Linked DNA regions of Homo sapiens: regions 1, 2 and 4 are each linked to region 3. The links are chromatin loops, found by intact Hi-C in ENCODE. Cell type or tissue: endothelial cell of umbilical vein. All regions are shown on one strand. Each heading gives the region's core, and the rest is flanking DNA. Links, peaks and the distances in the headings are about the cores only.

The links. Hi-C counts contacts between places; a loop is a spot of excess contacts. Peaks named below come from ENCODE experiments on the same cell type or tissue, not always from the same donor. Only the 100,000 strongest peaks of a DNase experiment are listed, where the experiment ranks them.
Region 1: it touches region 3 in a loop (39-fold over the local background); 7 of 110 quality-filtered maps call a loop at or near these places.
Region 2: it touches region 3 in a loop (2.2-fold over the local background); 6 of 110 quality-filtered maps call a loop at or near these places.
Region 4: a loop joins it to region 3, with 7 times the contacts of the local background. A loop is called at or near these places in 2 of 110 quality-filtered maps.

Annotation. Positions count from the first base shown.
Region 1 is chr12:99,040,621-99,046,478 of GRCh38, forward strand. All of the region lies in intron 17 of ANKS1B (ankyrin repeat and sterile alpha motif domain containing 1B), which reads right to left. Among named protein-coding and RNA genes, the nearest start is that of APAF1, 400 kb to the left of the region's middle. In endothelial cell of umbilical vein, for the core only: a CTCF peak has its summit at 2,893 (motif pointing right); a DNase peak (open chromatin) is centred at 2,921.
Region 2 is chr12:100,738,111-100,743,968 of GRCh38, forward strand. It overlaps a transcript of ANO4 not described here. Among named protein-coding and RNA genes, the nearest start is that of ANO4, 54 kb to the right of the region's middle. In endothelial cell of umbilical vein, for the core only: a CTCF peak has its summit at 3,197 (motif pointing left); a DNase peak (open chromatin) is centred at 3,181.
Region 3 is chr12:100,551,940-100,557,797 of GRCh38, forward strand. The region is part of intron 9 of NR1H4 (nuclear receptor subfamily 1 group H member 4); the gene reads left to right. Among named protein-coding and RNA genes, the nearest start is that of GAS2L3, 19 kb to the right of the region's middle. In endothelial cell of umbilical vein, for the core only: a CTCF peak has its summit at 2,843; a DNase peak (open chromatin) is centred at 2,852.
Region 4 is chr12:100,668,716-100,674,573 of GRCh38, forward strand. No RefSeq gene overlaps it. Among named protein-coding and RNA genes, the nearest start is that of GAS2L3, 98 kb to the left of the region's middle. In endothelial cell of umbilical vein, for the core only: a CTCF peak has its summit at 3,525 (motif pointing left); no DNase peak of the experiment used is centred there; H3K27me3 peaks cover 787 bases.

The DNA.
Region 1 (5,858 bases), core at 314-5,313, 1.5 Mb before region 3:
ACACTTCTTAACCTGTAAAATGGGAATGGCAACAGTGTGCATCTCATAGGGTTCAGGTGAGGGGAAATATATCAGGATATATGATGTATATATGACATATATGTCAGACTTAGAACACTCTCACACAAAAGTGTCTTTAGGTCAATCAACAGGTATTTATTTGCCACCTCCGGTGTGCTAGAAACTGTTCTAGGAGCTGGGGATACAGGAGTCAACAAAATAATCTATGCCCTGATGGGGCTGATTGTGGTTAATAATCATGATAGCAAAGGCATAGCCAGGATCCAAATCCCCGCAGTCTAGCTCCGAGTCCCCAGTCTCCTCCATGACTCCATAGCACCTCTTGTTCACTGAGCAAGAGAATGCGAATAATACACTTGAGATGACGTTGTGAGTTGAGAGCCTGGACCTCAGGGATAAAGACCTGTACTTGGCAGCCATCTACTTTGAGTCTGCTAGCTGAAACCTGTCCAAGAACATAACACTGGGGAAAGGAGGTTTGAGAAAAAATTCTTGAGCAAGATTGACAATTAACGAAGGGGAAGATAAAGGAAGAGTTACTAAAACAAATTCCCATTATTGTTACTACTATTATTCCCTGTGCTCATCTAGAGGAGTCAAGTAACCTAAGGAATCAAATTCAATGAAAAAATATTGGTTGCACACCCACTCTGAGCGAAGAGTGGATGTGCAACAAATATTTGAGCAAGGCACGAAAATGATTTTTCATTAGACAGATACTTTGCAATTTAATTTTCTAAAATAGCTGAGTTTGATGGTCAATGAGTTCAATAAACAATTTTCCAGCTTTTTATATATCTAGCAATTCCATGATCACACAGTGTGTTTATCATCTATCATTCTCCAATTACTGAATATTGGTTGGGGTTCCTGTCCCCCAGTTTTCCATACATTTAGGCCTCCTTGCATGGTACCCTATCCAGGTCATTTTTTTCCCCCCGGTGAGCCCCCATTGATCATCTTAGATTTTCTGAGATGGTTTTGATTTCACATATTTTGAGTGGGGGCTTACAAACAATAATAAGATCATCCATAATTCTAAAATCTCTCTTCTTTTCTCTAATTAAAACCTTTGTGGGCCAGGCACATTGACTCATGCCTGTAATCCCAGCACTTTGGGATGCCTACATAGGAGGATCACTTGAGCCCAGGAGTTCACAACAAGCCTAGGTAACATAAGGAAACACCGTCTCTACAAATAATAAAAATAAATTAGTCAGGTGTGGTGGTGTGCGCCTAGTCCCAGCTACTTGGGAGGCTGAGAAGGGAGCACTGCCTGAGCCTGGAAGGTTGAGGATGCAGTGAAACTTGATTGCACCACTGCACTCTAGCCTGGGTGACAAGTGAGACCCTGTCTCGAAACAACAACAACAAAACAAAACAAAACAAAATAAAACAAAAAAACCCATAAAACACCAAAATAAAACAACCCCCCCAAAATCTCTGGGGTGCACTGATTGCAGTAATGGTCCCATTTCTTCACCCTTCCCTACTCTCAAGCTATTTACCGTGTGATTTTGCAGTTGCTCCTATTGAGAGGTGAACTATATCCTCCCCTCCCAAGCTGATTTTGAGTTTTCCATATAGCTTCCTTTGGCCAAGTGTTGGCAGATGTGATGTAAGTAGAGGTGTAAAAAAGCGCTTGCTCATTTTTGTTTGTTTGTTTCTTTCTTTGTTATGAAGACATGTCTGCGATAGCATACTAGAGAGTGGGGCACAGGGAGTCCCAGCTGTTTCAGCTGAGACCACCCCAGGTCAGTCAACTCTCATATGCCAGAAGACTAGAGCCAACTGCCAGATGTGAGGGAGCCAGATGAGATCAGAAGAAATTTGCAGCCAAGCCCAGCCTAAATCGCTGACCCACAAACTGTAAGCTCAGCTAAACAAATGTCTATCGCTTTAAGCCACTTCATTTTCAGACAGCTTGTTCCATAGCATTGTTGAGGCAATGGATAACTGATAATGCTTCCCATAAATCTTAGGAACTTGGAAGCTGCCCCTCCATTTGCCCTCCTTTAAGCAAAAAATTGAATGCTATTTGCAAAGCATTGTATAAAATGCTTTATTAGATTATCTTATTGAATCCTGACAACAATATCTAGCAGACAGATATAATGCTATTATCCAAATTTCAGAGGCAAGGAAATTGAAGCTTAGAGAAGTTTAAGTGACTTGACCAAAGTGCTTTTAGAAAAGCAGAGATTCTACAACCAGTCTTCTAAATCTTGGAAGACTGCTTTTAGCCACGGCTGCCTGCCATTTACTCTTTGGATTCTCCATTCTACCTGTTCTGCTGCCTACTTCTACCACCTAATTAGGAGAAGACCTTGTGTTCCCATTTGGGATATAGATACCCACTTTCATACTGGGTTTACCCCTAATATTTCTCTCCATACCACTCATGTAGATGGTTGTCTTCCGCATTAATCTGGAAATTTTTTGAGGGTAAAGACTAAAATACTTATATTTTTATCCCCACAACTCTATGCAGTATTTTTTTAAAAAAGATCATAGTCATGTTTTAAGGTAGCTATTCCATAAAACATATAAAAAGGTAAAAAATACTCTCCTAGAGAATATATGCATATTTAAAAGGACACTGTTATTCAAATTAATCTAATTTGTGGAATACACAGTAGAGGGTTTTCCCCATTTTGTTAAATAGTTTTAGTTATATGTTATTTGAATGTAGTGTTTGCCTGAATATCTACAAAAATAAAACTCTCTTGACTCATTTATAGATTAATTCCAGAAGCAGGGATTAATACAAAACTGGCAGTGAATAATTTCTGTTTTGCAGTTAGTTTCTGCATTTAAGAAATTGCTTTAGGGTTCAGTAACTTGCCCTGGACTTCAGGTATGCTGCCACCAGATGGCAGCAGGGTGCCAGGCATAAGGCTTGTAAGCAAAGAATTTGTGTGCTTTCTGAGGCTCAAGGTAATAGCTCTTTCCTTAAGTTCAAAAAGATTTTCAGACCACTGATTTCCAATTTAGCATAATACATTTCTTTACAAAAATAGGTAAACTAAAACTCTAAGCCACCCTAAGACATCTTTAGAACAGATATAAATCCCAAGCTATAAAATCACCTAACTCATTATTACTTCTCTTCTCTAGCATCTAATTATTTCTGTAATGGCTTATACACCATGATGGCTTATACGAATCTTATACACCTACCTCAGTGATAGTGTTAACCATTATAATTTACTTTGAATCTTTATGATCAATCTCTGCCATGGCACCGTGTATGTTAGTTTTCAAAATTCTCAATAGTTTTTCTCCAGGTAAAAAAAATCTATCTGGCTTTCCTTTCATCTGTCTTAAGAGAGCAGAGGTTTATCTTTTCAGTATTATCTGAGATCTTCTCTTAAGACCAAAAGTATTTCTCCACTACAGTGGCATGAACAGTGTTTATTTGCATTTCGTGTATGTATTTGTGAATATGGAGTACTTTTGCTTTTGTATTTTCTATACTATATAATAATCTACTAGAATATTTCCCCTCTCAAAGCTCTTGGAAGCACAGAGGCAGTTTACCATACTTTAACAGAAATATAGCTGGATTAAAATTTTTTTTTTTTAGCAACAGGCTCTGCCCTAAATATCTCAAGAAAATACTTTAAAGAACAAAAATCTTCATGCCAAATTAGCAAGATACAGGAAAAAAGGTAAGTGGGCAAAATACAGGGAAAAAAAGCTAATTCACCCTGACAGTTGTTACACAAAGCTGAGAGAGTCTTTCCCTCTCACATTTACAAAGTCCAGGAGCGGAAAGACTTTCAGCAGGAGTAAGCCATGAGGGTTTGGACAAGGCTGGTAGGGGAAAATGTTATCTCCTGGGCATACTGGGAAGCTGAGAGTCCAGGGCAGGTGAATGGGGTTGGAGATGGGAATGAGGGAGGACAGCATCTGAGCAGTAAATCCTGGAACTAGAGTTAGCATATCAAGCAGGGCTATCTATGCACCCAAGGTAAGTTCTGGCTGGGAGAAGCAGATGGCAACTAAGCTGTGAAAATAGGCTCCAAGGGACCAGCTCCCAGCGTAACTCTGGGGGAGGGATCTGGGGAAGTACAAAAAACATAGAGAGGCAAAAGACAAATAAAATAGGAGGAGAAGAGAAAGGGATGGATCATAGAAAGCTCTTATTTGATTTTGAGTCTCACAGGAAACCCATGAAGCCAGCAGGGCAGGTATTTTTTATCCTCTATTTACAAATGAGAAACTGAGTCCCAGAGGGGGTAAGTGACTTTTTTTAAGGTCAACATACCGAGGGGCGGATATAAGATTCAAAGTCAAGTGACCTGATTCCAAGCTAAAGATGAAAGAAGAGAGGGCACATTTGAAACCCTGACACACACACTGTATGTCCTACTCTTTGCTTTATAAACAGTAAGTAAAATTTTCAAATAATGGAAGCTTAGTCTTTTAAGGGTCAAACGGAAGCAGCTTTAGCCACTGTTGAAAAGCATTTCTGAAATGTATTATATTTGCCCTTGCCTCCTTTGAAAACTGACTGTAATCTACTCTCTTCTTGATACATGGGTTATAATTACAAAAATTTACTATATTTATGAACTTCTAATTCAGTAGATACCCTCAGGTTCTATGGAGGCACATGTGTTTTTTAAAAAATTAATTTTTTTTGCTGCCCCACCTAATACATTCATGGCTAGAAATAGCTGTGTAGCAGAACTGGCTGAGTCAGCTCCTTCTTCCCTCACAGCCAGCTCTTCCTTCTTAAGTGTGTCTGCTGCTGGTCCCTATCTACTGCTTCTGATCAGGTCATTCCGCTTATTAAAATCCTTTAGTGACTCCCTCTAACCACTGGTTGCAGTAGTTTGCAAAACAGGCTGCACATGAAAATCACTTGAGGAGCTTTTAAGACCTCCTGATACCCAGGTGCCAACACGAAAGATTTCAATTCAATTGTTTTAGATATGGGGCCCTCACCTACAGGGATTAACATAAGTAGCATGAACTCTTGCTTCTGGCCAAGATGGAATAACGGGGGCTAGATTTATCTTTCCAATGGACACAACTAAAAGTCCAGATGAATATATTAAACAATGGTTTTCAAGGCAACGGGCATGAGGCATTGAAGGACAGTGATCCCTGAGAGATGGAAAACAAACAAAATGAGTTGCATTTGCCTGCAATTGCCCCTGAGAGAATTTCTAGGCCATGCAGCAGAAAGGAAGAATTCAGAAGGAGTCTGCAAGACTCCTTAAATAGAAAAGATGAAGCAGAGAATCCAGGTAGACTAGCGTGGCTAGAGTTTGCCAGGCAGAGTATTAGAGAGCAGGGAGTTCTGATCAGTACATGCATGTGAGGAAATGGTATAAAATCAAATGAAAAACCAGCTGAAAAGATGAGTAGGAATAGTCTTTAAAGTTCAAACTGGACTGGTAAAACTGAGATTTGAAAACTATTCAAATTGGGAAGCCCTGAAATTCAAAGAGCATTGGTCAAGTACTCAGAAGGGTATTGCCCTCGTGGTGGGGAAGTATTGTCAATAGACTAAACAATACTCTGCCTTGCCTAACCTTAAAAGCAAGACCTGAAAGATCAAAGACTATTCAAAGAATTTTCCTGTATCCCAGAGCAATACCCAAAAATATCTGTAGGAATAAAAAAAAAATCCAGCATCCAACAAGGTAAAATTCATAATGTCTGGCGTGTAATAAAAATTACCAGACATGCAAAAAAACAGCAAGGAGAAAAATCAATAAAACCCAAACCTAAACTGACACAGGTGTTACAATTAGAAGACAAAGATATTAAACCAGTAACTGTAACTGTATTCCATATGTTCCACAAGTTGGAGGAAACAGCAT
Region 2 (5,858 bases), core at 263-5,262, 190 kb after region 3:
TCAAGACAGCTTACAATTTGGGGTGTTCTTTCTCTTTCTTCACAATTTTGGGTTCAGTGGGAATTGAGACCCCTATTCCTGCCTCCCTCCCCAAGAGGGGACATGATGGTGGGTGAGGGAGGATGAGCAGGCTATCAATGCTGCCAATGTGACATTTCTATTCTTTGCCCCGTGGGTATCAGCTGTTCTCTTGGATGGTTGTCTCTTCAAAATACTGTGGCTTCATTGTTGCTTTTAAATTGAGACTCATCTATTTATATTCCATCATAATTATGCAGATCTTGTCATAGCTCGTTTATATCAATAATGCAGATTAAAATATTTGCTAATGAACTCCATTTTCAGAGTAAATGATGTAGAAATTTCCTAAACAAAAAAGACTTGTTAGCTGTGTGAACTATATTTTTTCAAAATTAAATATATGCTATAAATTAGCTATAATTTTATATAAGAAATGCTAAAACCTGAAATCTTAGAGAGTCCAGAGTTCCTTAGAGACTTTTTATTTTTTTGGAAAAAGAACATATATTTATTTATTAAGTGTTTATGATGAATCAGATACTATATATTTATATATTTAACCGCATATATTTAAGGTGCACAACATAATGTCTTGGTATACATAGTGAAATGATTACTACAGTCAAGCAACTTGACATGACCATCATATCACAGTTACCTTTTTTAACATGTGTGTGGTAAGAGCACCTAAAATCTACTGTTAGCAAATTTCCAGTTCACACAAGATGAAGTTATTAACTCTAGTTCTCATGCTGTATATTAAATCTCTAGACTTATTCATATTACATAACTTAATTACAACTTGGTACTTTTTTACTTACGTCTTCTGATCCTCCTTGCTCCTGGTAATCACCGGTCCACTCTTTGTTTATATATATCTAAATCTTTATATATATATAATCTCTAAATCTTTATATATATATCTAAATCTTTATATATATCTAAATCTTTATGTATATATAATTTGTATATATATAAAATCTTTATAATTTAATGTAAATTAATCCTTATAATTTATATATATATAAAAGTTTATATATGTAAAAATTTTGTGTATAAGTGAGATCATAAACTTATTTTCTGTTATTTCACTTAGCATAATATTCCCCAGGTTTGTCCAAATTCATGTTACCTTCCCCATGTCTCAGACCCTATCCCTAGAAAGCCTCCCTCCCCTGAACTCCTGAGGAGCAGTTTCTGATCTACTTTAAAATGGTTTCTTTCATCTTGCTTTGTACTGTAGTTAGTTGTAGTTTATGGGAAAGAACATAGATTTTGGAGTCAAATCTGTGCTGAAGTTCTGCCTCTGGAACTTGATGTAGGCCAGGTTGAGATCCAGTTTTCTCATCTGTAAAACTGAAATTGTGATAGTCCCCTTGTACAATTGCTGTGAGGATTCTAGATCAGTTCTGCAGTTTCTATCTTATAGTAGGCCTTAAGTAATTTTTTTTATTATGAACACAGGTCTTATTTCCTTTATTGATTGGACTCTGAGCTCCTTGAAGGCAGAGTGGGCACTTAGCATGCGCTTAATAAACATAAGTTGATTAAGTGAACAAGAGCCATCAAGAGGGATGATGCCTGCCTGTTTATTATGAACATGCATTCTTAGCTCAAATGGTATTTGGTTTGACTAACAGCTAAGATTTTGGGGAAGTATGAAAATAAGCACACTATATGGCTTTGATTGCTGCCACTCACCTAATATGTTTATCTCACCAGGTTATGACGTTGCGGGGCCTGTGGCAATTGGGCTTACCCACTGGAAAAATCCATACGTACAAGGCAGACCAACCCTCCCATCAGATCTGCCTCTCTTCGTCTCCAAAGATGCAGGCATCCCTGTGTACCACCGATCCTTCACCCGCAAGACTGACCAGGCCACACCTTTGTCCTGTCCAGCCTCACTGTCTATCACTCCAGTGCCTTCTTACAGCAGTAGCAGCCAGGAAACCCTGAGTCAAGACACAACAGGTAAGTGTTGGCTTCCTGTTGGAGATTCGGGACTGGGTGTGTATAAGATTCCTTCATGCATTTGCCTGCTGAATAAATTGCATTTGTATTTCTGCTTGTGTGATATGATGGACCCCAACAATACCTCTATGTTCATACTGGCTTTTCTTTTTAATGAGATGGGGTCTCACTTTGTTGTCCAGGCTGGTATCGAACTCCTGGCCTCAAGCAATCCCTCCCACCTCAGCCTCCTGAGTAGCTGGGACTACAGGCACGCACACCACCATGCCCAGCTCTCACTGGCCTTTAATAGCTTTGCTATACCAGAAGGAAGGTTGAATGTGTATAGAAATATTTGACCTAAGTGCTAGTTCTGTTTGGTAAAATGTTATCTAGAAATCAACTCTGAATCAGAATTTCAAGATATGTCATATGGCTTTAATTTATTGAATGCTCTATTTAGTGACAAGATATCTATCTTGGACTAAACTCGTGTATTCAAAAAAGTCATCAAAAAGTCATCTTTGAATACCGTAGTTAATATCAATTCATGTTGCTCCACCAAATTGATCTATTTCAGGGGTCTGCAAACTACTGCCAAATCTGGCTGGCTACCTGTTTTTGTACAGCCCGAGAACTAAGAATAGTTTTTACATTTTTAAATGGTTGGAAAAAAAGTTTTTAAACAATATTTTGATACACATGAAAGTTACATAAAATTCACATTTCAGTATTTATATATAAGGTTTTCCTGGGACACAGCCACACTGATTCATTTCTGTATTGTCTATGGCTGTTTTCACATAACAGTGGCAGAGTTGAGTAATTGTACTCTTGCAAACGCTGAAATATTTATTATCTGGCCCTTTATAGAAAATGTTTGCTGACTGCTGATCTATGTGATCCTTGGAAGTCATGAGTTAAACAGTCAGGGCAAGAAGAATGCTTACAACATCCTGCCTTAAAATTTATCGCTTATATCACACTGGAAATAGCTGCAGAAATGGCCATGCAAGGATGGCCAGTTAATTGTTTTTATTTCTAAAATCTGAGTTGGAGGTTTAAATTATGCAAAATCTATCCTGCCATGTTTTCCTTCTATAGATACAGCACTTAGAGGTAATGGTTTAGTCAGCCAAATCCAATGTGTAATTCTGGTTCTGGAAATAAATCTTTGAATGTTGGGATACCACGACACTCAACAATTTATAGATGCTGCCACCTAGAGGTAAGATGCTGAGGTTGCAGAAGTTCCAGATTATCAAAACTAATCTTTAAAGCAGTAGATTGCAGACTTCACTAAAGGTTAAGAATCAGCACTGCACTTGTTAAAAATGAAGATTCCTGGGTCTTACCCCAGGGGATGCTGTGTCCATGGCACAGGGTGAGCTTCAGCAATCTGCATTTGGCAGGCTTTTCCTTCCTGGGATTTTGATTCCTGCGGTTCACAAACATACCTGGAGGACCCCCTCCAAAGGCTCTTTAGTCAAATGGCTGAATTGAAATATCAGGGATTGGTAATGAAGAGCACTGGGGAACATTTGCATACCATCAGTTCTGCACATGGCAAAAGTAATCATCTTTCTGACTGTCCTTGTTGAAGGTCAGTTTGACAGCGGAAAGAAATCACTATCTGGGGCTTGAAAATGTTTCTGTATAGTAAGTTTAAAATTTTCTGGGTTTTGCTTTTATTGTGAAGGAAAGCTGACTCTTCTTGCTTTAGTTTAATAAAATCAGAAGTTAATATATAAAGTACCTCCTTTATATATTAACCCAGGGTAGCTGAAAGCTTATGGCATTTTTTGGCAAAGAGGGGTGTGAAATGGCAGCTGCCAGATTAACATTTTATCATGGTTCCCTTAGTTGACTTTTTTTCTCCTCCATAGAGCACTATACTCAGAGTCAATCTGATTTTTGGATAAAGGTTTCTGTGTTTAACTTGGAGGTTTTCACAAACAAAAGCCTATAATTCTCTTCATTCCTGGGGACTTTCCATTAGCAATAAAATATTGATTTGTTCCAAGCAACTGCTTATTATTATTCTTACTATTAGTATCCTAACAAAGTAAGCCTGGACATCCAAATATATACTACACAAGCATGTGATAATCATTTTATCATAGAAAGTTATAGATGCTGGTATAGTTTTTGTAAGTCTCGACAATGACTATGTGTAGGCCAATTATTACATTTATTTGATTTTTTAGAACAAATTGTTGATTTTAATATGTATTTTTGTGTGAAAGCTTATAGTTTCCTTTCTTTTTATTTGTGTTTTAAAGAATAAAGTTAATTTCATTTTGTTTAAAAAATACAGTTTTATTACTCATTTATACTTAATTTTTTGCTTCTTTTGCTAGTTAAAAGAAAACTCTGAGGTGAGATAAGTCAGTTCAGCTATACTAGGATACCCTACAAATTCCAGACTTTGCCAGACATCCCTTCACAATTCTAAGCTATCTCTCTTCTCTATAAACTTTTGGACTGATATAGAGGAGCTGACAAGTTTTAGGCACAATATAACTATACAATTATTCATGGATTGTGAGAATTTTCTTATGTTTAAGAATTTCCCAAACACATTATAAAATCATTTTTCCATTTTATAAATCCCACCATTCTGCAGTCCTAGAAAGAATGCTTAATAGCAGAACACTAACTAAATGACTAGAGCTTCTTGAGCTCTCATTTTATTTAGCTGTGTTCGCTATTGTCACCATCCTATTCCATCATTCTTTCCCTTCATTGTGTGACTAACTTCTATAGTAGATTCTCTTGTATTAGACTTTACTTAACCCTGCTTGTCACCTTGTGCAGTGAACAACTTGTGAAACTGCATAGTGGTCCTGAATGTAGTTCTTCCTTATGACAGAAAAACTGTTTCCAGTGTCCAGCTTGGTCCATCCATCTATCCATCCATCCACTCACCCATTCATCCATCCAATATACACTAAGTTACCACTCCATGTTATGTATTGTGATAAGTCCTTGGGAGAGAAAATTAAGTAAGGCATCACCTCTATCTCAGGAGCTCAGAGTCTAGTGGAGGAGGCAGACAAGTAAGGCAAGCATTCTGATTCAGTGTGGTGTTAAGATAGATGATTTCACAAGACGTGATCACATATGTTTTTGTTTTAAATTATTTAATTAATATATTATTAAAATACTAATAGTATTAAAATATTTTAAAATATATATCTAAAATATTAGTACAAATACACTGAATGCAGAATATATTATTAAATTATTTCTTCAATTAAAAGAAGGTAAATTTGAGACAACCATAGGAGGAAAGCTTGGAAATGATCTCTATCTCAGATACTTTTAGTAGGTTTGACACACAATTTTTAAAAAAGTAAATGATGATAGTATTCAATTGATATTAAATTCATTACAAATAATTTATAAGCTTTGGTTTAAGAGAAAAGTAATTAGAAACTTTACACTTCAAAAAGTTGCTACTAGATACTGGACTTTGGGATATACTGTAAGAATTCTGGTTAAATCAAGAAATATTTTGAGGACAAAAATAAGGCATGAAAGGTATTTTAAAAATTAAAATGGAAATAACTCCTTCTTGCTTAGTAAGTGTCATAGAAAAAGAGTAAAACTATTGTCACTTTATTTCCTTCCAATTTTTATTTTAGGTTTGGGAGTACACGTGCAGGTTTGCTACATGGCCAAATTGCATTTCGCTTGGGTTTGTTATACAAATTATTTAATCACCCAGGTAGTGAGCACAGTACCTCATAGGTAGTTTTTTAATCCTCACCCTCCTCCCAACCTCCACCCTCAAGTAGGCCTTGGTGTCTGTTGTTCCCTTCTGTGTGTCCATGTTAACATGCAATTTTTGATAACCAAGATTTGTAACTTCCATCACCACT
Region 3 (5,858 bases), core at 618-5,617:
TATTGTTTAGGGAATAATGACAAGAAAAAAGTCTGTACACGTTCATTACAGTTGCAATACTTTTCCCAAATATTTTTGATCTGTGGTTGGTTGAATCCATGGATACAGAACCCACAGAGAGTTAACTGTATCTGCTTCTTCCATTAACCTGTTAATTGCCTGAGGACTTCATATTCCCAGATTCCCAGCACTAATATAGTGCCTGACACATAGCAGGAATACAAATATTGGTGAATTTTGTTGAGTTGAATCTGGAACTTGACAGTCCAAACTCTGGTAACTCCTAAGCCCTGGTGAGACCTAATTAGGCCGGATAGTTTTTAGCCACTAGGACTAATGGGAAGCATATCATGTATTATATATTTTAAATTAAATATTTTATACTTAAAGTAGTTCTTTTTTGAATTGCTAGTTTGATGGCAGCTGTTTACTTAGGACCAAGAGTATGGCACAAATGACTCCCTGGGGAAAGTTTAGCAGTTGAAATAGAGGACATAGTCCAATCTCTTAGCACCACAAGAATATGTCCATTGCCTTAATGGCATCCCTTGTCCCCATCACATCTCACAACTATGTCACCTTCATCATAAAGAACTACGAAAACATACTACTGCCTGATTTAACATGCATTTATTAATCTCCTATTATGTCTTCAGAAGGATGCTAGTTATTAGAGATGCAGAGGTGAATAAGAAATATCTGGCCAGTCACAGTGGCTCACTCCCATAATCCCAACATTTAAGGAGGCCAAGGTGGAAGGATTGCTTAAGACCAGGAGTTCGAGACCGGCCTAGAATACATAGCAAGTCCCTGTCTCTACAAAAAATAAAATGTCTGGATGTGGTGGTGCATACCTGTAGTCCTAGCCACTCAAGAGACTGAGGCAGGAGAACTGCTTGAGCCCCCAGGAGGCCAAGGCTGCAGTGGGTTATGATTGTGCCACTGCACTCCAGCCTGGGTGACATAGCCAGATTCTGTCATAAAAAAAAAAAAATCTATGGAGCACCCTTTATGGGTCAGGCAGCATGGCAGCCACTGGAGATAACAGTAACTGATTCCCACTCTTCTTTTTTTTTTGAGACGGAGTCTCGCTCTGTCACCCAGGCTAGAGTGCAGTGCAGCGATCTTAGCTCGCTGCAACCTCCGTCTCTCGGGTTCAAGCAATTCTCCTGCCTCAGCCTCCTGAGTAGCTGGGACTACAGGCGCGTGCCACCACACCTAGCTAATTTGTTGTATTTTTAGTAGAGATGGGGTTTCACCGTGTTAGCCAGGATGGTCTTGATCTCTTGACCTTGTGATCCGCCCGCCTTGGCCTCCCAAAGTGCTGGGATTACAGGTGTGAGTCACTGCGCCCGGCCGATTCCCACTCTTATAAAATGTATATGGTATTTCACACTCCAGTGAGAAGGAGAGATATGAATTGTGATAAGTTGCAATAGAACTGAACCTAGAAAAGGAAGTAACTAATTCTGCTTCTCTGTGACAGGGAAAGCTCCATAGAGGAAGCAAAATTTGAACTTGGCCTTGAACCATGGATGGGGTGCCTTAGTCTAACAGGGATCCTGCCTTGTATTTCAGGAAAAAGCATGAAGACATAAAAAGTGTATCCCACTTGTTAGGGGAGCTGTCAGAATGCTCTTGGCCGATAGCTACAGAAAATAAACTCATTATGGCCTAAAAAAGTAAGAAAATGTATGAGCTCAAACAAGAAACCCAGAGGAAGGGTGACAGCAGAATTGGTTAATTTAGGGGCAGAACCCACCATCGGAAACACAGATCCATCTCATCTTTCTGCTTTGCTATCCTTGGCGTATTGACCTTCCCCACAGGCTGGTTCTCCTCCTGGTCATCTAATGGCCACAGCAGTGCTAGGCACTATGTCTGGGCACAACACTGGTCAAAGGAAAAAGAAATGCTGTCTTCCTCAGTATGGAAATCTTTCTTAGGAACTTCCCAGTAGACTCCCCTTTAGTCTCATGGGCCCAAATTTCACTGCTGTCCCTAACTACACCAACCTCTGATGTGGGAAATGAGACCAACAGTGGCTGGACCTTGGGCTGGAGCTGGGATTTGCCTCTACCATAGTGTATGGCCATGGGGCAGGGAGGGGGAAGGGAGCCTGTGCAGGCAACAAGCTGAATCAGCTTTAGGAGCCTTAGATGAATCGGTGTTATTAGTTCCTAGGGAAACTATTGGGCTGCTGAGAGATTAGTTTGAAAGGAAAGCAGAAGGCAGATGTGGCTTTGTGTGCCGTGTCAGGGATTTATACCTTGACCTCTGTGCTATGGAGTGATGTCATTTCTAGAAAAGTTTCAAGTTACATGGTTTTAAGGAAATAGTATCATTTTTAACCAGATGCTCAGTCCATCTTGAGGACGTCATCAGAATAAGTCATATAGAGGTATTTAAGATACTAGGATATATGTCTAGTGTAATATGCATACTTGTAAATAACACACACACACACACACACACACACACACACCTGCTTCATTTTTGTTCCCAATTACGACTAGAAAGCTAATTAGGAAATAAAAACTTTTAACATTTAAAACACCTAAAGCAGTATAGTGTTAATTCTATCAAATGGTTATTCTCTCAAAGAATATTTCTGATCATTGAACATAATTTATTAATCACAGACCTCTTTTTAAAAAAGGGAAAACAAATAGGAAACAGGAGCAGAAACATAACATTATTTTTGCATTTTCAGACTTTTCCATGGCAAAGTCTTTGGTAGTTAAGTTAGAAAATAGCCCCCCCTTGTGACCAAAAATCAGGTAATTGGTCATTCAAGCGAAAATGAAGCAAATTTTAAGCAATTCTCCAGGAAGAAGGAAGCAGGAAAACAGGAAAAGGCTGTCCCCTTCAGGATGATGTTAGTGTTACATCTCCAGTGTTAGAAATTGCTGGTTCACAAGCCCTTTGTTTATGTTGGCATGGTTAACTCTGATTGTTGACTCTAATTCCAAAAGTAGATTTATATTTATCTATCTTGTAGGAAAATTATTTTTTAACTCTCCCATTATTTCTTTTTTACATTTTCTCTATATTCACTCTTGGCTTTTACAACATGCACAAGATGAAATAATCATTTTAAAAACTTTAACCTTATTTTCCCCAAATGTTATCAATTGTAATTAGATAGCTAATGGAGGCAACATCTCTGGAGGGTGTGTGGGGATTTAGAAAGGCAAATGAAATAGGAAATTTGGTAATCAAAGAAATTTCTAAAAATTTTAATATTTTCAAATCAGCTGTCTTGAATATCCCTAAATCTTCATGTACTATTTAATTTAATGGCATAGCCATAAATTATTATTTTAGGTAACCACAACTGAGGAGTGTAGTCTCTGAATGCTGAAGAAAGCATAAAGATTGACATTTTTTTGAAGATGAAAAAGAACAGCCTTACCAAGAAAATAGAGAACTTAGTTTAGCTTTAATACCTGGAAAAATACTGAAGCAAATCACTGATCAGCCAGTTTGTATTTATCCCCAGTAATTTGCAGAATTTGTTGGTTTTTTAAAACCTACATGGCTTTGTAAAGACAAAAGTTCACACGTTTAATCTAAGACTTAAGATGAACTGAAATTAAGATGGACTAATGTGTTGATTCAGTTCTCCTGAATAATGATAATAATAGCTACTATTATAATTATCTACTCTGACATTTATTGAGGATTTACTATGAACCTGGAATTGTGCTAAGCACTCTCTATATATCTCATATAACACTACTGTTATATGGAGTACACATTATATTACACGTGACAACATTTCACAGATGAGAAAATGAAGTCTTAAAAAATTTAAGTAATGTCCCAAGACCAAGTCGTGGAGTTTGGTTTCAAACTCAGAGCTAGCTTATGACCTCTTAACCACTAGGTTTGCTGGAAGCCAGGACTGGTATTCTCCAGGCTCACATTCTCCAATCCTCTGCACTTTAAGTTGTATCTAGTTGGGTCATGGGTATTTAGTTCATTCTGTAACAGCTGGATAAAGGGCAATCTTCCACATGATGTAATCCCCAAATTGCTCAACAAAGACATTGTTGTTAATAGAGTCCACTGGGGTCAATTAAAAAATCAAAGTCAAAGGGGAGCAGAGGGTGGTATTTTGACCAGAGAGGAAAACGGCAAGGATTTAATTTGGGAAGACTGTTTTTTAAAAAATATTTAAACATTTATTGTGCTCAAAATTTAAATCCAAAAAAATTAAATAAATCGTATAATTCTCTTTATAGGCTGGGTGCGGTGGCTCATGTCTGTAATCCCAGCACTTTGAGAGGCTGAGGCGGGTGGATCACCTGAGGTCGGGAGTTCGAGACCAGCCTGACCAACATGGAGAAACCCCGTATCTACTAAAAATATAAAATTAGCTGGGCATGGTGGTGCATGCCTGTAATCCCAGCTACTCGGGAGACTGAGGCAAAAGAATTGCTTGAACCTGGGAGGCGGAGTTTGCGGTGAGCCTAGACCGTGCCATTGCTCTCCAGCCTGGGCAACAAGAGTGAAACTCCGTCTCAAAGAAAAAAAAAACAAAAAACAAAAAACAACTCTCTTTTAAAGTACAAAATAATTCATCACCTTCCTTTATTATTTACCCATTATTTCATCTAAATGTTTGTAGCTAAGATTTTCTTAAAGCAGGTTACCCATGATTACAGCTGCCTGAGAGGCCTGTCTCGTGGCATGTATATATGTTTCACCAAAGGCAATTTGGGAATGTGTGTTGGATCAAGATTCAGATAATGTAGACTTGGGTTTTCCATTTATTATGCCAGTAAACTTAGTCAACTCAGATTACCCATTCTGAGCCTTACTTTCTCAAGTCTGAAATGGGGATAGTAATACTGGCTTATCAGTACTTCCTGCACAGGATTGTTGTACAGAATCAAATTCGTTTATATATTTGAAAAATATCTACGGAAGGGATGGGTGTAATTATTGAAAAGAAGAAATCCTAGCATACTTCGGGATCTTTTACTACCATTTGCATCACTGTAAGATAGAGAAAAATGAGAGCTGTGTCCATGCATGTTAGAAGTAATTTTTTTCCTTTTTGTATTCATTTTATTTTAATTTTTTTTACATTTTATTTTAGATTCAGGAGGTACATGTGCAGGTTTGTTACATGGTGCGTTAGTCTGTTTTGCATTGCTATAAAGGAATACCTGAGACTGGGTAATTTATAAAGGAAAGAGGTTTATTTGGTTCATGGTTCTGCAGGCTGTGCAAGCATGACACCAGCATCTGCTCAGCTTCTGGGGAAGCCCCAGGGAGCTTTTACTCATGGTGGAAGGTGAAGGGGGAGCAGGCATGTCACATGGTGAGACAGGGAGAAAGAGAGATGCTAGGCTCTTTTAAACATTCATATTTCACAGTAACTAATAAAGTAAGAACTCATTCATTACCATGGGGAGGGCACCAAGCCATTCATGAGGGGTCTACCCCAATGACCCAAACACCTTCCACCAGGCCCCATCTCCAACACTGAGGATTACATTTCAACATGAGATTTAGAGGCAAAAAACATCCAAACTATTTCACATGGATATATTGTGTAATGATGTGATTTGGACTTCTGGTGAACGCATCCCTCATCCAAATAGTGAACATTGTACCCAATAGGTAATCTTTCAACCCTCACCTTCATCCCACCCTCCTGCCTTTTGGAGTTGCCAGTGTCTATTATTTCCATTTGTATGTCCATGTGTATCCATTGTTCAGTGAGGACATGCGGTATTTGATTTTCTGCTTCTGAGTTATTTCACTTATGATACTCTTCTAACAGTGAGAATTTAGGCTTTCTGGTAAGTATACCTTAGATGATAATTGTACTCTTTAGCGTCTGG
Region 4 (5,858 bases), core at 493-5,492, 120 kb after region 3:
AAAGTGATGTTCCCCTCTCAGCCATGATTTGATACAGGCAACTGCATCAAACTCTTCCAAGCACTTCCTCATTGAACTAGTGGTCATTAGGTTTCCATAGCCAGGGACTTTGTTGCAGGCAGAGTGGCAGAGCCCGCCGCCTGCTATCGCAGCAGGTGCTGGATGCCAGTGCTTCCCACGTGGACTAGACCCAGAGTGTTTCACCTCGACCCCTGCCCACGACCTGCAACCCTTCTTGGAAAGCAGGAAACAAGAGGGTGGGTCTCCTTGTTGTCGGAATACTCCTGGGCAAGCTCCTGGATCTGATTGAGGAAAGGGGTGCTACCACCTGCAGATTCCTGGCATCACTACCAATAGGACCCAGAACAAATCCCCAGCCTTCAGCGGATAACTGCCACCAGGTGGCGCCAGCAGCAGTGGACCTGGACAGTTTGGACTCCTGCAACCCTGGCTGTTAAATCCTCAGTCACGTAACTAGCCTGGCACTAAATGACCTCACATTTACACGATTGAATTTTTTGGACTTTACTTTCTGCGTTATGGGTGGGGGAGTTAAATTTTAGATTGTTATGAGGCTGTACCTTAATTTTTTCTTTTCTCGTCAATGTTGTATTTAGAAAAATTTGAAATCTAGAGAAGTGTTACAAGAATAGTACAGTGTTATAATGAACACCCATATACCTTTCACCTGGATTCATCAATTCTTAATATTTTGCTATAGTTTCTATTTTTTCTCTCCTTATATCTGTGTGTATATATCTTTTTCTGAGCCATTTGAAAATTAGTTGCATAATCGACTCTTCATCCGCCAATACTGCAGCATGTGCCCCTTAATAACAAGGACATTCTTCCATATAACCACAGTCTCACTCAGGAAATGTGACATTAATGAAATATCATTATCTAACCTAGAGATACTAAGATTGAAAAATTGTCACAATAATGCCATTTTAATATACAGTTTTAAATCCAGGATCTAATAAAAAAGATCACAGACTGTATTTAGTTGTCATGATTCTTGAGTCTCCTTAATCTGGTGTGGTTCCTCAGCGTTATTTTCTTTTTTTCCTTTTATGAAATGACCATTTTTGGAGTGTCCAGGCCAGTTTTATTCTAGAAAGAAAACTGCTAGCCACTCACTTTAAAATTAATTCTAACACACACACAAACCTGGTTGGGGCTTCCTGGTGTGTTCTTCTGATCCCATTTTAACAAGTATATCCCACACACGAGAGATTGTAAAACAAAAAGAAATTAATCCCATGAAAACTGGCAGACCCAAGTTCATAAGGGACTCCATCTAAGTTAAGTCCCAATTAGTTCTATTAAATTGCTTCTAATAGGCATCTGGGTTTTGTCCAGTAACCTTCCTTTCACAGAGACACTGCTTCGCTCTTCATGTGATCTCAGTGGGCTGTCAGTCACGGGACTCAACTCCCCACTGTGGTGACTGGTTTAAGGATAGATGCAATGTGACCTGAATGGAGCCAGCATCTCCCCTGAGAGATTACACATGGATTCTGAAAAAGAAAGGCTCTCTCTTCCTCTGGGATCATGAGATAAATGATAATGTTGGCTGGAACTATTTGTGTTCAGCTTCCCGATTGTATAAGGGGAAGCTCTGCTGCAGAAGAGAATAAAGTTTACGACACACACAGAATGAAGCTGTGGCAAACTGAGATAAAAAGATCAATGAGGAGAGATGGAGTTAGTGCATGTGACATGGTTAGATCCATGGATCTAGCCATGCCTGAAGTTAGTTAGATGGTGCATACGTTGAGCTGGGTTTCTGTCTCTTGCAACTGAGTCTTGACCAATGGTGCTAATGATTTAAGGACTTGGTCAGAATCCCTTAGGGATATTTTTCTTTGCCACTGTGGAAGCCTAGATAAGTTACCAGGGTTCTTTGGCTATAGGTAAGGATCACAGTACTCACTTCAGAGGTACCTGTTGTGTAGATTAAGGAGATAACTAAGTAACCACTTCACAGTGCCTGGAGCATGCTAGGGAATCCATGAATGTTAGAAACCGGTACAAAAATCTGCCAGGCTTCTGCCATTTGCTTTGCGCCTTTGAATTTTCCCTCAGTCTCCCCAGATGAAAACCAGACTTTACTGAGAATAGTGCTTTGTCAGATAGTAATCATCACTCACTGTCAGCATCTTGGTTATAGTCATTCCATTTGTCCTATAAACAACATGAACAGATCATTAATATGCCTGGAGGATCTTCAGCATTTGACTAGTTATTATTTCTCCAAGTGAGAGAGAAGCCACTGGTGAGGCTAAGCAGCATTTAACTGCACTGGCACTTTTGGCAGCAGGCATTCCCAACTCAAGCTGAAGTGCAAGCAGGGGGAGGAGGTGGCAGGGAACAACACTGGGGTTGGTATGTTGAGTTTTTGCTACCCACTTGCACTCATTTTGGCCTCCTTTGTCCTCTTTCTGCAACTATTTCCAGAAGGAAATTTGTTCTGTCAGAACCCACAATATCCTTATGTTTGCCGCTGTCAAAGGGGCTAGTGGCAAATACTCTTTTGGAAAAGCAAAATTCCCAGAAAAGAGATAATGAGGTTTATGTTTGCACCTTCACAACTCAAGCATTTAACAGAGATTCCAGAATTGCAGAGTCTCACAATTGCTGCATTTTTCTTGGCTCCTGCTCTAAGGACCTCAGCAACATTAAGAAGTAGCCACCCCAGGTGGGAGCTGACATATATCCTGACTTGCTCAGGCCCAGGAGATCAGTGGAGGTGACACACAGTTGCTGGCTGGAGCAGGCTATCCCACGGCTGGGTTTTCAGCTGGCCTGGACTTTCTGCCAACTCCTTGGTGGGGTTGGAATGGGAGTGAGGGTGCAGCTGTGACCTTTCATGCCTGAAAAATCTGCCTCAAGTCGGGAGAAAGTGCTGGGCTTGCTTTGTGGAGGTCAATCATCCTAGATGTTTTGGAGTTGAGGGCTGGAAGCAGGTGATTTCACTGTACTGCAATTCCAAGGGTCTTAGTTGCAGAGTAATCTCTTCCCCTGCTAGGATTCACTTGCATAGGGCAGGGACTGGTGGGTGGGCCTAGCAGCAGTCTCTTTGCTTAAAGAGCTATTAGATTCTCCTGGAAGAGTTCATCCTAAGGACAGAGATCAAGGCACACAATTCAGTCCAACAACAATGTCCAGGCAGGAGGAGTGGTTTGCGTATAGTGCAGCCCAGCTCCCAGGCACTCTCATCCGAAGCCTAGAGGAGGCGCTACGAGTAAAAACTAACAGCTGCTCTCACACATCTCACATCTGTGAGTATCTGAACACAAGTCAGCTTTCCTTTGGGCTACACTTGGTGTGGGGCGGGGGCTAAAAGGCACAGAAAGAAACTTTCCTCCCTCCTAACAGAGCAGCTGCAGGGTGGGACTCTAGAGGGTGCAGTAGGGAGGTGGCCGCAGTGGTGGGCCACAGGGAGGGCCCTGGGTGCAGCTCTGGTGGGACCCATAGCCTCCATGGGAGCCAGTGCCCTCTGGTGGACACCAGCGGGAGTACTGTGCTGGTGCAGCTTGGTGAGCCTGAGACCTCCCCAAAGACCTCCATGGTGGCTATCAGATGATAGCATAGGAGCTTGAACTGGTGAGCCCATGAGCTCCCCAACCCTGATTTTCCAGAAATAATTGGGAGAAATGTTAAGATGGACTCATGACCATATAGTAATGAAGGGATGGTGGGAGAGATGTAAAGGAAATATGTCTTCCTACTGTCAATGTAAGCCCATTGTCTCTGTTTTACTCCCAAGAAGTGTGCCCTGGGGTAGAGGGAGAAAGGGGGCATAGGTGCCATCTGTAATTTCAAGTCCACTTATTCAGATGATAAATGGCTTGTGCCACAGAAGAGGGGAAATGAGAAATGACACAGGGCTGTTTCACTTAATTGACAGAGAAGGAGAATTTGGAGGAAGCCTGGTTTAACGCCATGGTGCCCTCAACCAGCATCCAGGAATCATAAAGGGACTTTGAAGGTCAACTCTTAGCTATACTTCAATTCCCACTGAGGACCAAGAATCTAGAGTTAACTTTAGAAATGTCTTGGGATTTGTAAGCAAAGATTCTGGTTTGAGCTGAAATATTAACAAGAGGAATGACCACACCTAAATTCACAAAATGTTTCAAGGTATTCATCTGCTCACTTGTATCAATAGCAGGTCAATTCCATGATTGGCAACAAAGTGAAGTAAATAGGAAGCAATAATACCCAGGTAGCTCCAATGCAGGCTTTTTAGAAATACCACGTGCAGAAATATTGATTATACTTATTGTCCGTGTTAAATGTATTCTACTCTAGTAAGACTAATTTGTACACAGAAATGTAAATCTCTAATGTGATTGCTGAAGCCATAAGATTTGGGGTTTTTTTCTGATTTGATTCTGGGGTGGCACACTACAAAAGACACTCACTTTGTAATCAACCTGGTTTGTTCTGCTTTTCACTAGCTTGTGTGGCTTTAGGAGATCATACCTCTCAGCTTCAGTTCTCTTACAGGTAAGATGTGGCTAATAACATCTTGCTGAGTTCCTGTTACTGTGTGCAAGAAAAAAGCATCCCTAAGTTTTAGTATCGGTTAATACAGTACAATATTTGTCATGACCTGATTTCAACAAAGTCTGTATAAGCAAAAATAGCTCGAATAATTACACATTGCAAATTAAGCTGACCACTGAAACTATAATGGCAGGTGCTGGCAATTAGAGCCTCAGGTTGGGTCAGCACTGTTTGCTCCCACTTTTCTATTGGGGATACAACTTTTAGGGGTGCTGAATATAAAGCTCAGCAACTCAAATCTGAATTACAGCAATTAGAGTTTTAAATTGTTTGAACTTTGATCTATCTACCAAGGTGAGATGATATCATATCCTGGAGAAATAAAACCCAAATACTTGGATTAAGCACAAAGCAATATAGGGCTGTGATGATGCTTTATCGAGCATTTCAGAAAAACCAAAACCTGAAGAGGAAATGCGCGTTAAGTTCTAGTTACCCTGAGTTTCTACCTTTGCTTACCCTTTAAGTCATTCTCAATGACTGTACTTCATGCGTCAGGCCCACAAAACATAGAGCCACCCCTGGCTAGGATAGGCAGTGTACCATGAGGGTGCAGAGATAAGACACTAGGTCAGGCTAGGATGTGAAACTTAAAAATGAGACTTGATGGATGATAAGGAGGTTAGCTCCATAAATAAAGAGAGAGCAGTATAATATTCCAGGAAAAAGGAACAGTCTGTGTCAATGAGTGAATAGATGATAGATAGATAGATAGATAGATAGACAGATAGATAGATAGATTGATAGATAAATACTCTTTGCCTAGAAATAAATGTATCTCCTAAATCTGGCTAGAGTTTATGCTAGTTAATGAATAATACTGACCCTTCTCCCACTAGAAATAGCACAGTGGCTAAGGGCAGCATTGTACTGTGGATTGGTTAGATCCTGGTGTGTATCCTAGCTCTTCTGGTTAGTAGTTACCTAGGTGATCTAAAACTAGTTTTCTTCCTGTACCTTTTTAGTCCTTAGGTATTTCAGTTAAATAAAAATGAGGACATTAATATTTAACTCATAGGGTTGTTGCAAGAATTAAACGAAAATTTGTAAAGCTCTTAGCACATTCTTGGCATGTAAGTAAGTCCATGTAGATTTAACCATCATCCATCATCATCAGCAGGCGATTTCTATCCAAAAAAAAGCAGTGACTGAATGTTACAGCCACTTGAACAACATTTAACAAACACCAAGGTGAGCTAGGTAAACTCAAAAGCTGAGGGCACAGGGGCATCATCTGAAGATCTTTATTGGTCCAAACACATGCCTCAGCCTGTGAGACCAGG